Regions from separate parts of the Homo sapiens genome. Here region 1 is linked to region 2. A link is a contact called in ENCODE Hi-C or POLR2A ChIA-PET data. All regions are on one chromosome and are shown on one strand. Each heading gives the region's core, a stretch centred on a gene start or an enhancer-like site at or near the end of the contact. The rest is flanking DNA. Distances are from core to core; before and after follow the strand shown. Region 1 overlaps RAB7A (RAB7A, member RAS oncogene family). Region 2 overlaps RAB7A (RAB7A, member RAS oncogene family).

Region 1 (4,080 bases), core at 1-2,500, 41 kb after region 2:
CTGTTACTCACTTTTTTTTTTTTTGTCTCGTTCCAGTCATTCCGAATCATGTGCTGCTCTTACAGACTTGTGTTGGTGGATATGTCTCTGCTTCCAGCAGGGCCTGTATACCCACCTGAAGTCTCCAACTTTTAGCTCAGATCTTTGGAAACTTCTATCTCCATGGCAGTTGTTCTTTCCTATGTGCTTCTAGAGGCAAATACAATTCTAATCCCATTATAGTCCTAGAAAGTACCTGGCAAATAGTGGGGGCTTGCTGAAATGTGTGAATGATGTAGGTTAAAGGTAGAAATTTGTGCACGTGTTGACCTCGAGCCATGGCATGCTCCTAGAGGATCAGGACTCTTAATTGACTCACACTTCTAGGACAGAGCTGGTATGAATCTCTCATCCTCACCTCACCTACACACATACACCTAGAGATCTTCAAAATGTAACTACAGTTTAAGCAAGTCAAGCTTGAGAGTAGAACTGGAAAACCTTGGCCCAAGAAATTGGCAAAGCTTGTGTCTGCAGTTGTTGGAGATTCTCAGTCCCACTCTCCACATGTACAGAAATCTTTGTCTCAAAGGATTTAACATAAATCCCTGTCATTCCTGGCAAAAACAAGGGTAAGACCACTCTGTAGGGACATTTAGTACCGCAGGAGAGAAGATGAGTTCATAACCACATGAGGAAATAATGTACCACAAGAGATGTTCACAATGACTAGAGATGTTCTAAAAAGAAATAGAAACCATAATGGAAAGGGATACTATAAAAAAATGAGGATATGGAAAACTTAGAACTTCAAGAAGTGAAAACATAGTATTGAAATAAGCTAAAGGAACAGTTAAACTGTAGATTAAATGGAGCTGAAAAAAGCAGTAAGCCGTAAGAGCTGAGCAAATTTTCTAAAAGAAGACTTAAAATTGTAGAAGACCGAAAAGCAAAATCTTAAGAGCAACTATAGAAAAAAAAGACATGACTTATAAAGGAACAACAGACTGACAAATTCTCAACAGAAGGCAGAAGGGAGTAGAATTACTTCAGGGAGCTGGGGTAAAGGCCCATCTGAAGATTCTCCATGTGTCACAGCAAGACTCAGACTGCCTTTTGCTGAGGGAAAATAGAACTTCTCCAGCTGAGCTGTGGTTTTGGTAGCCATGTGGGCCAGCGAATTCAGAAATCAGAGTTCGGCCCCTGCTGGGTCGGGGGTTGTCATAACAGTCCCGTCTGTACTACTAAGCTGGGACCTTGGGGCGCTGCACTCTTGAAGTAAACCCCATCAGGAGATCCACAGCGCACTGTGGGCTTCTCAAGAAGCCCAAATTCCAGGAAGGATAAATAAAAAGAATTCTGTGTAAGTCATAATGAAACTAAAAAAGAAAAAGGCTTAAAAATAGACTGAGGAAAACCTGACAAGCACAGCACTGAGGCTGTCAGGTGACTCTTGGCAGTAGCAGCAGAGCCCAGCAGGCAGTGGGGTATGTTGGGAAAGAGACGGGCAGCACAGTGTTCTGTCTCTGCTGAAATAACCCTCCTGAATGAAAGAGTACATCTTTAAGGGCTAGTGGCAGAAGTTCTAAAGGATAACTCCAGGCAGAAAGTGATTTCATGTAGATGAGGAAAGAGTGGAAAAAGATAACAAGTTCCCAAGAGATTGAAGCAAAAGGATGACCCTTGTGCTCTTGCAGCCAGCTTCAGATACTAGAAGTAAATGAAAATCATTGTCTCTGCACAAAGGCGTCATTATCCTGATCTTGAGGAATCCTCATGTGTTTTTCGAGGGCTTTTAGCAGCTTGCAGTAAAACATAATCAAAATAAAACAAGGCACCACAAGAAAGAACCAGTGGAAACTTCCCTGGTAATTCCAGAGTGTTTTTTGTATTTAAAGAAATAAGGAGGATACAGAGTTTCAGTTATATGAGATGAATAAATCCTAGAGATGTGTACAGCATAGTGCCTGTAGTTAACAATACTGTATTGTACACTTAAAAATTTGCATGCTGGATGCGGTGGCTCATGCCTGTAATCCTAGTGCTTTGGGAGGCCAAGAGAGGAGTTTGAGACTAGCCTGGGCAAAATAGCACATTTCATCTCTACAAAAAAATTTTTTGAAAGAATTTACTAAGAGGATCTTATTTTAAGTGTTCTTATCACAAAAAGTAATAATAAGAGGATGGGGGGAACCTTTTGATGAGTAGGTTTGTGGCCTACATTGTAGTGATGGTTTGTGTGCAGCCTTTGTATGTCAGCCATACCTCACTAAAGGGGCTTTGGTTAAAGATAAGATAATCGTTTATCTGCAGGGAAGAAACGAAACAGTTAACATTGATAGGGGGAGAAAATGAAGCACAATCAATGAAATTTGGAAATTCAGAGAATGCTGCTAAATCATAGCAGATTGGCCACACCAGAAAAGGGCTGGAAGAATGAAAGAAAAATGGCAGGAAATATGAAAGAAATAAGTGAAAGTGAGAAGGTTGGACCTACTTTTAATCAGTCTCAGAAGGTGTAAAGAGAGAATAATAGATCAAAGATGATATTTGCTGAGAATTTTCGAGAATTGGTGTGGCACCAATCCACTGACTCAAGAAGCCCAAATTCCAGGAAGGATAAATAAAAAGAATTCTGTGTAAGTCATAATGAAATTAAAAAAAAAAGACTTAAAAATAGACTGAGGAAAACCTGACAAGCACAGCACTGAGGCTGCCAGGTGACTCTTGGCAGTAGCAGCAGAGCCCAGCAGGCAGTGGGGTATGTTGAGAAAGAGATGGGCAGCACAGTGTTCTGTCTCTGCTGAAATAACCCTCCTGAATGAAAGAGTACATCTTTAAGGGCTAGTGGCAGAAGTTCTAAAGGATAACTCCAGGCAGAAAGTGATTTCATGAAGATAGGTCTGAAGGAAGAACACTTCAATAGTATACTTGTATCTATTTTTGGAATCGTGAGTATGTAACTTCCAAAGTAATATGAGGAAACAAAGATCAGAACTGTGTAATCTAATGTGTAGGGAAAGATTAGTGACTGCTGTGTTTCTTGTTTTTTAAAGTTCTCTATACTGTTCAGAAAGAATCTGAAATTGATTAGTATCTTAGATGGAATCAAATAGGCATGACAAATTTCCAGGGAACAGTTTATTGTGAGTTTGTGGTAGTTTAAACAGTGATATTAGTATAGTAATACACAGAGCACAGGAACAGAGGGCACAGGGTGCACCTCTCTGGTAATACATGGAGAGAAGGGTGTTGTAGGGTACATATTTTATTTTATTTTATTTATGTATGTATGTATTTATTTATTTATTTTTGAGATGGAGTCTCACTCTGTCGCCCAGGCTGGAGTGCAGTGGCGTGATCTTGGCTCACTGCAACCTCCGCCTCCTGGGTTCAAGCAATTCTGCCTCAGCCTCCCGAGTAGCTGGGACTACAGGTGTGTGCCACCACGCCCAGCTAATTTTTTGTATTCTTAGTAGAGATGGGGTTTCACCATGTTAGCCAGGATGGTCTTGATCTCTTGACCTCATGATCTGGCCGCCTCAGCCTCCCACGGCGCTGGGATTACAGGCGTGAGCTACCACACCCAGCCTATTTTTTATTTTTTTTGAGACAGGAGTCTCACTGTCGCCCAGGCTGGAGTGCAGTGGCCTGATCTCAGCTCACTGCAACCTCTGCCTCCCCGATTCAGGCAATTCTCCTGCCTCGGCCTCCCAAGTAGCTGGGATTACAGGCGCCTGCCACCACGCTTGGCTAATTTTTTGTATTTATTTTTAGTAGAAACGGGGTTTCACCATGTTGGCCAGGCTGGTCTCGAACTGCCGACCTCAGGTGATCCACCTACCTTGGCCTCCCAAAGTCCTGGGATTACAGGCATGAGCCACTGCGCTCAGCCAGTAGGGTAAATAAGTGGGACCAGGACAGGGCTTTACATTCTAGCTTGGGGGAACCAGAGGATTCAAGACCTGAAGGTGGAAAAAATACAAAGTGAAAACTTAAAAAATGAAAATAGTGAATACTTTTCACCTTTGGCATTTGAAAATACAGAAAGTACAAATCATAAAATGTTGAAGATTGATTAATAGATTACATTAAACATGT
Region 2 (4,051 bases), core at 1,100-3,599:
TCTCCCAGCCATACTTGATAGAACATGAATATCAGATAAGTGCTATGGAGAACAGTAACACAGGGTGAAGTGAAAGTGTGCCATTTTATGTAGGATGGTTGGGGAAAGATGGCATTTGAGCCACTGATGGTGCAGGAGAGGGAACAAGTGTGATATTGAGGCCAGGTGTGCTTAGCAGTTTGAAAGCAAAGCTAGAAGTACAGGCGAGGCAGAGGCACAAGATGAATGTTTTATATTTTATTTTTTAAATAAAATATTTTTATTTATTTTAAAAACAATTTTTTTTTTTTTGAGACCAAGTCTTGCTGTGTTACCCAGGCTGGAGTATAGTGGCATGATCTCAGCTCACTGCAACCTCTGCCTCCTGGGTTACAAGTGATTTCTCCTGCCTCATTCTCCTAACTGGGACTACAGGTGCCCACCACCACGCCCAGCTAATTTTTGTATTTTTAGTAGAGGTGGGGTTTTACCATGCTGGCCAGGCTGGTCTTGAACTCCTGACCTCAAGTGATCCACCTGCCTCAGCCTCCCAGAGTGCTGGGATTATAGGCATGAGCCACTGTGCCTGGCCTAAGAAAAATATTTTTAAGAAAACAGAGACAAGGTCTTGCTGTGTTGCCCAGGCTGGTCTCCAACTCCTGGGCTTAAGCAGTCTTCCTGCCTCAGCCTCCCAAAGTGCTGGAGTTACACTTGTGAGCCACTGCGCCCAGCCTATTTTATTTTTTTTATTTTTAGAGTCAGGGTCTTGCTCTGTCACCCAGGCTGGAGTACAGTGGTGCGATTGTAGCTCACTCTAACTTCAAAGTTCTGGGCTCAAGCAGTCTTCTGTCCTTGGCTTCGCAAATCACTGGGATTACAGGTGTGAGCCACCACACCTGGCTAATTTTTAAATTTTTTTGTAGAGGCAGCCTCTCACTATATTGGTTAGGCTGGATTTGAATTTCCGGCCTCAAATGATCTTCCTGCCCTAGCCTGTCAAATTGCTGGGGTTACAGGTGTGAGCCACCACCCCAGTGTTTGTTTTTTTGTTTTTTTTTTTTTTTTGAGACAGAGTCTGGCTCTGTCGCCCAGGCTGGAGTGCAGTGGCGCTATCTCGGCTCACTGCAAGCTCCGCCTTCCAGGTTCACGCCATTCTCCAGCGTCAGACTCCCGAGTAGGTGGGACTACAGGCGCCCGCCACTACGCCCAGCTAATTTTTTTTTGTATTTTTAGTAGAGACGGGGTTTCATCGTGTTAGCCAGGATGGTCTCGGTCTCCTGACCTCGTGATCCGCCCGCCTCGGCCTCCCAAAGTGCTGGGAATTACAGGCGTGAGCCACTGGCCCAGCCTCCTGCGTTTGGTTTTTTAATTCTGCTTGTTTGTAGTGACATTCATCAAGAATGAATGACTTTAAAACAACAACGAAAAATCTTTAGGGATTTTTACTCTTGGGCAAGCATGCTTCTGTCTCTGAGCATTAGTTTTCTCATATATCAGATAAAAGGGTTTGGAGTATATCAATGATATTCTGGTTGTGGACAGAACTCTTGAGGGTTCCTTGAACATGATCCTTTGGTAGCATTGGATTGCTCTCGGCCATCCCACGAATAGCTGTGTTTTATCTGTTTTTTGCTTAAGATTTAACATATGAGTTCATTTGAAATGTTTCTGTTGCCACAAAGAAACAAAATCCCTGGCTCAGAGTTTTAAGGGGACTTACTGTTCTAATGCTACTCACTCAGGCTTTGGTTGAGTAGTAAACAGACTACAGCTTGTTTTTAAGTTCAGTGATCTTCAACTTACAGCCCCTGTGTTTTACAAATGAGTTAAATTAAGATCAGTATCTTCTGTTCAAATTCTTTTTCCAAAGAAATCCAAATGTGCCATAAGCTGATAGGTCTCTGGCCATGAAATATGGTTTCATAGTTACATTGAGATTGTTGAGTAGCTACAGGGAAACTGAGAATTTACATTCTGAGGCAAATGGTTTAACCTAAGAGGAATAAGATTAAGTAAACTGTGTATTAGCTCCTCATAATGTGGCAGGAATTCAGTGTTAGCGGTGGAAAAGCCACAGGAGCTTAATGTGGTAGGTAAGGAAGGTTTATGTTAGTTCCTTTCCCCGATTATCCCAGTTGCTGTGCATTGCCATCTCGGATCAGTTTCTAGCCATGACTACCTAAAAGTTGTCTGAGGGAGGCTGTGCACTGGGTGATCTTGTGAGGCAGGTGGACGTCTATTCTGCCAAGATCTTGTGGGCCCAGTTTGAGAATGGGTTTTAAGTTTTAGTCCTTTTACACTTCCTTTGCAGGAATGTAGCTTTTGAAATAGAAGCAAAGTGTTGTGAAACCTTTGACATTCTGTTCTTTAACACTTCCTCCTCAGCCTGAAGATCTCAGCTTTTGCTTGGGCGTTACAACACCCCATGGTACCTGAACCTCAAGTAAGCTCTGTTAGGTTTTCATATCTGCCCGTGTATGATGGTGACTTTTTTTTTTTCTGAGACGGAGTTTCGCTCTTGTTACCCAGGCTGGAGTGCAGTGGCGCAATCTTGGCTCACTGCAACCTCCGCTTCCTGGGTTCTAGCGACTTCTCCTGTCTCAGCCTCCCAAGTAGCTGGAATTACAGGCATGCACCACCACGCCCGGCTAATTTTGTATTTTTAGTAGAGACGGGGTTTCTCCATATTGGTCAGGCTGGTCTCTAACTCCCGACCTCAGGTGATCTGCCTGCCTCGGCCTCCCAAAGTGCTGGGATTATAGGCGTGAACCACCATGCCCAGCCTCGATGATGACTTATGAGTCAATTTGACTGGTCCTCAGGTGCCCAGATATGTGGCTAAACATTATTCTGGGTGTGCCTGTGAGGGTGTTTCTGGATGAGATTTGGTGGACTGAGTGAAGGTGGCTGCCCTCCCCAGCGTGGGTGAGCTTCATCCACGGGAGGCTGCTTAGAGAAGGAGGCTGAGCAGGAAAGTCTTCTTTCTCCGCCTGACCGTGCTTGAGATGGGACATAGGTGTTCTTTGCCCTCTGGACTCCAGGCTGCAACTAGAGCTTAACTCTGTCAGCTCTCCCGATTCTCAGACCTCCCAACTGCAGGTCATGGGACTTCTCAGCCTACATAATCCTGTGAGCCAATTCCTTGTAATAACTGTCTTTATGTGTAATCTATTGGTTCTGTTTATCTCTGGAGAGCCCAAATACTCCAGCAATAATGGAGTCACTTTTTCCCAGAGATAGGTTTTATCTTGGAGGATTCTTATATTGATCCTTCCCATATCTCTGTTTCAGAAACACTTCCTACAATGTAGAGTGCTAATAGCTGGTTTGTGAGTACCCCTTAGATATACTGGGATGAGCAATAAGGTCAATGCTGTCACCTAACCGTCTGTTGATTGTCAAGCCTTTGTGTGGAAGCAAGGAAATTCATCTAGCAATCATAACAAAGGCAAAGCCTGGAGTGTAAGGTGGTTAGGTTTTTGGCTAGCAAGAGCTGCAGAAAAACAGCCTCTAGCTTAAACTGAGTTATAAACATATGGAACTAGTGTAGGCCTTGAAATCTTTTGTGGTCGAATCCTCTTTGTAGGGGAACCTAGGCAAAATCATGTCATTTCCACTGCCGGTCCCATAGCGACTTCAGTTAAGGTATAGACCTATATAAAGTGTTTTATCCCTTAAAAAGCTTCATCTCCCATTTGCCTGTGGAATCCTCCCTACAACCCTAAGAGGTGGAGAGGAAGCCTTTCTTACAGATAAGGATGGAAATTGTACAGATGCACGAATTTGTTTCTAAAGCTAAGTAGAAACAAGAGTACCAAGAGGTCAGATTTTTCCAGCCCCCAAATCCTTGGCGTAAGTGTATAAAAAGTAAGCACAGCTGTTCTTGAGGTTTCTCAGCCTGTTGCCTCCTCCCCATGTTAAAATTCTGGCCTGTATTCTTCTAAGATAATCTCTGTACCCAGTTGAGGATTCAACATCTAGGTATCCTCTTTGGGAAGCGTTCTTAAAGCCCTCATATAATGGGTTAGATTCCTGATCACCTCTAACCCCTTTTGTGTTGAGAGTTTCTTTT

What was found. Hi-C counts contacts between places; a loop is a spot of excess contacts on that map. ChIA-PET counts read pairs that join two places held with the same protein, here RNA polymerase II (POLR2A). Pooled maps may share reads with other maps.
Region 1: a loop to region 2 is called in a map of natural killer cell, with 2.5 times the contacts of the local background. The contact joins two enhancer-like sites. A Hi-C loop is called at or near these places in 3 of 168 maps with a recorded cell type or tissue (CD4-positive, alpha-beta T cell, astrocyte of the cerebellum and natural killer cell), 1 of 37 single-sample maps with no recorded cell type and 5 of 50 pooled maps. POLR2A ChIA-PET finds 5 or more read pairs at or near these places in 12 of 52 experiments (CD4-positive, alpha-beta T cell, GM10248, H1 and 8 more).

The regions. Positions count from the first base shown.
Region 1 is chr3:128,799,236-128,803,315 of GRCh38, forward strand. The region is part of intron 3 of RAB7A (RAB7A, member RAS oncogene family); the gene reads left to right. Among named protein-coding and RNA genes, the nearest start is that of MIR12124, 46 kb to the right of the region's middle. Within about 2 kb of position 1,251, at least 9 of the 41 ENCODE cell types and tissues checked have a DNase peak (open chromatin) inside an H3K27ac peak, as active enhancers do.
Region 2 is chr3:128,757,247-128,761,297 of GRCh38, forward strand. All of the region lies in intron 1 of RAB7A (RAB7A, member RAS oncogene family), which reads left to right. Among named protein-coding and RNA genes, the nearest start is that of RAB7A, 33 kb to the left of the region's middle. RefSeq lists an enhancer at 1,226-1,725. Within about 2 kb of position 2,350, at least 7 of the 41 ENCODE cell types and tissues checked have a DNase peak (open chromatin) inside an H3K27ac peak, as active enhancers do.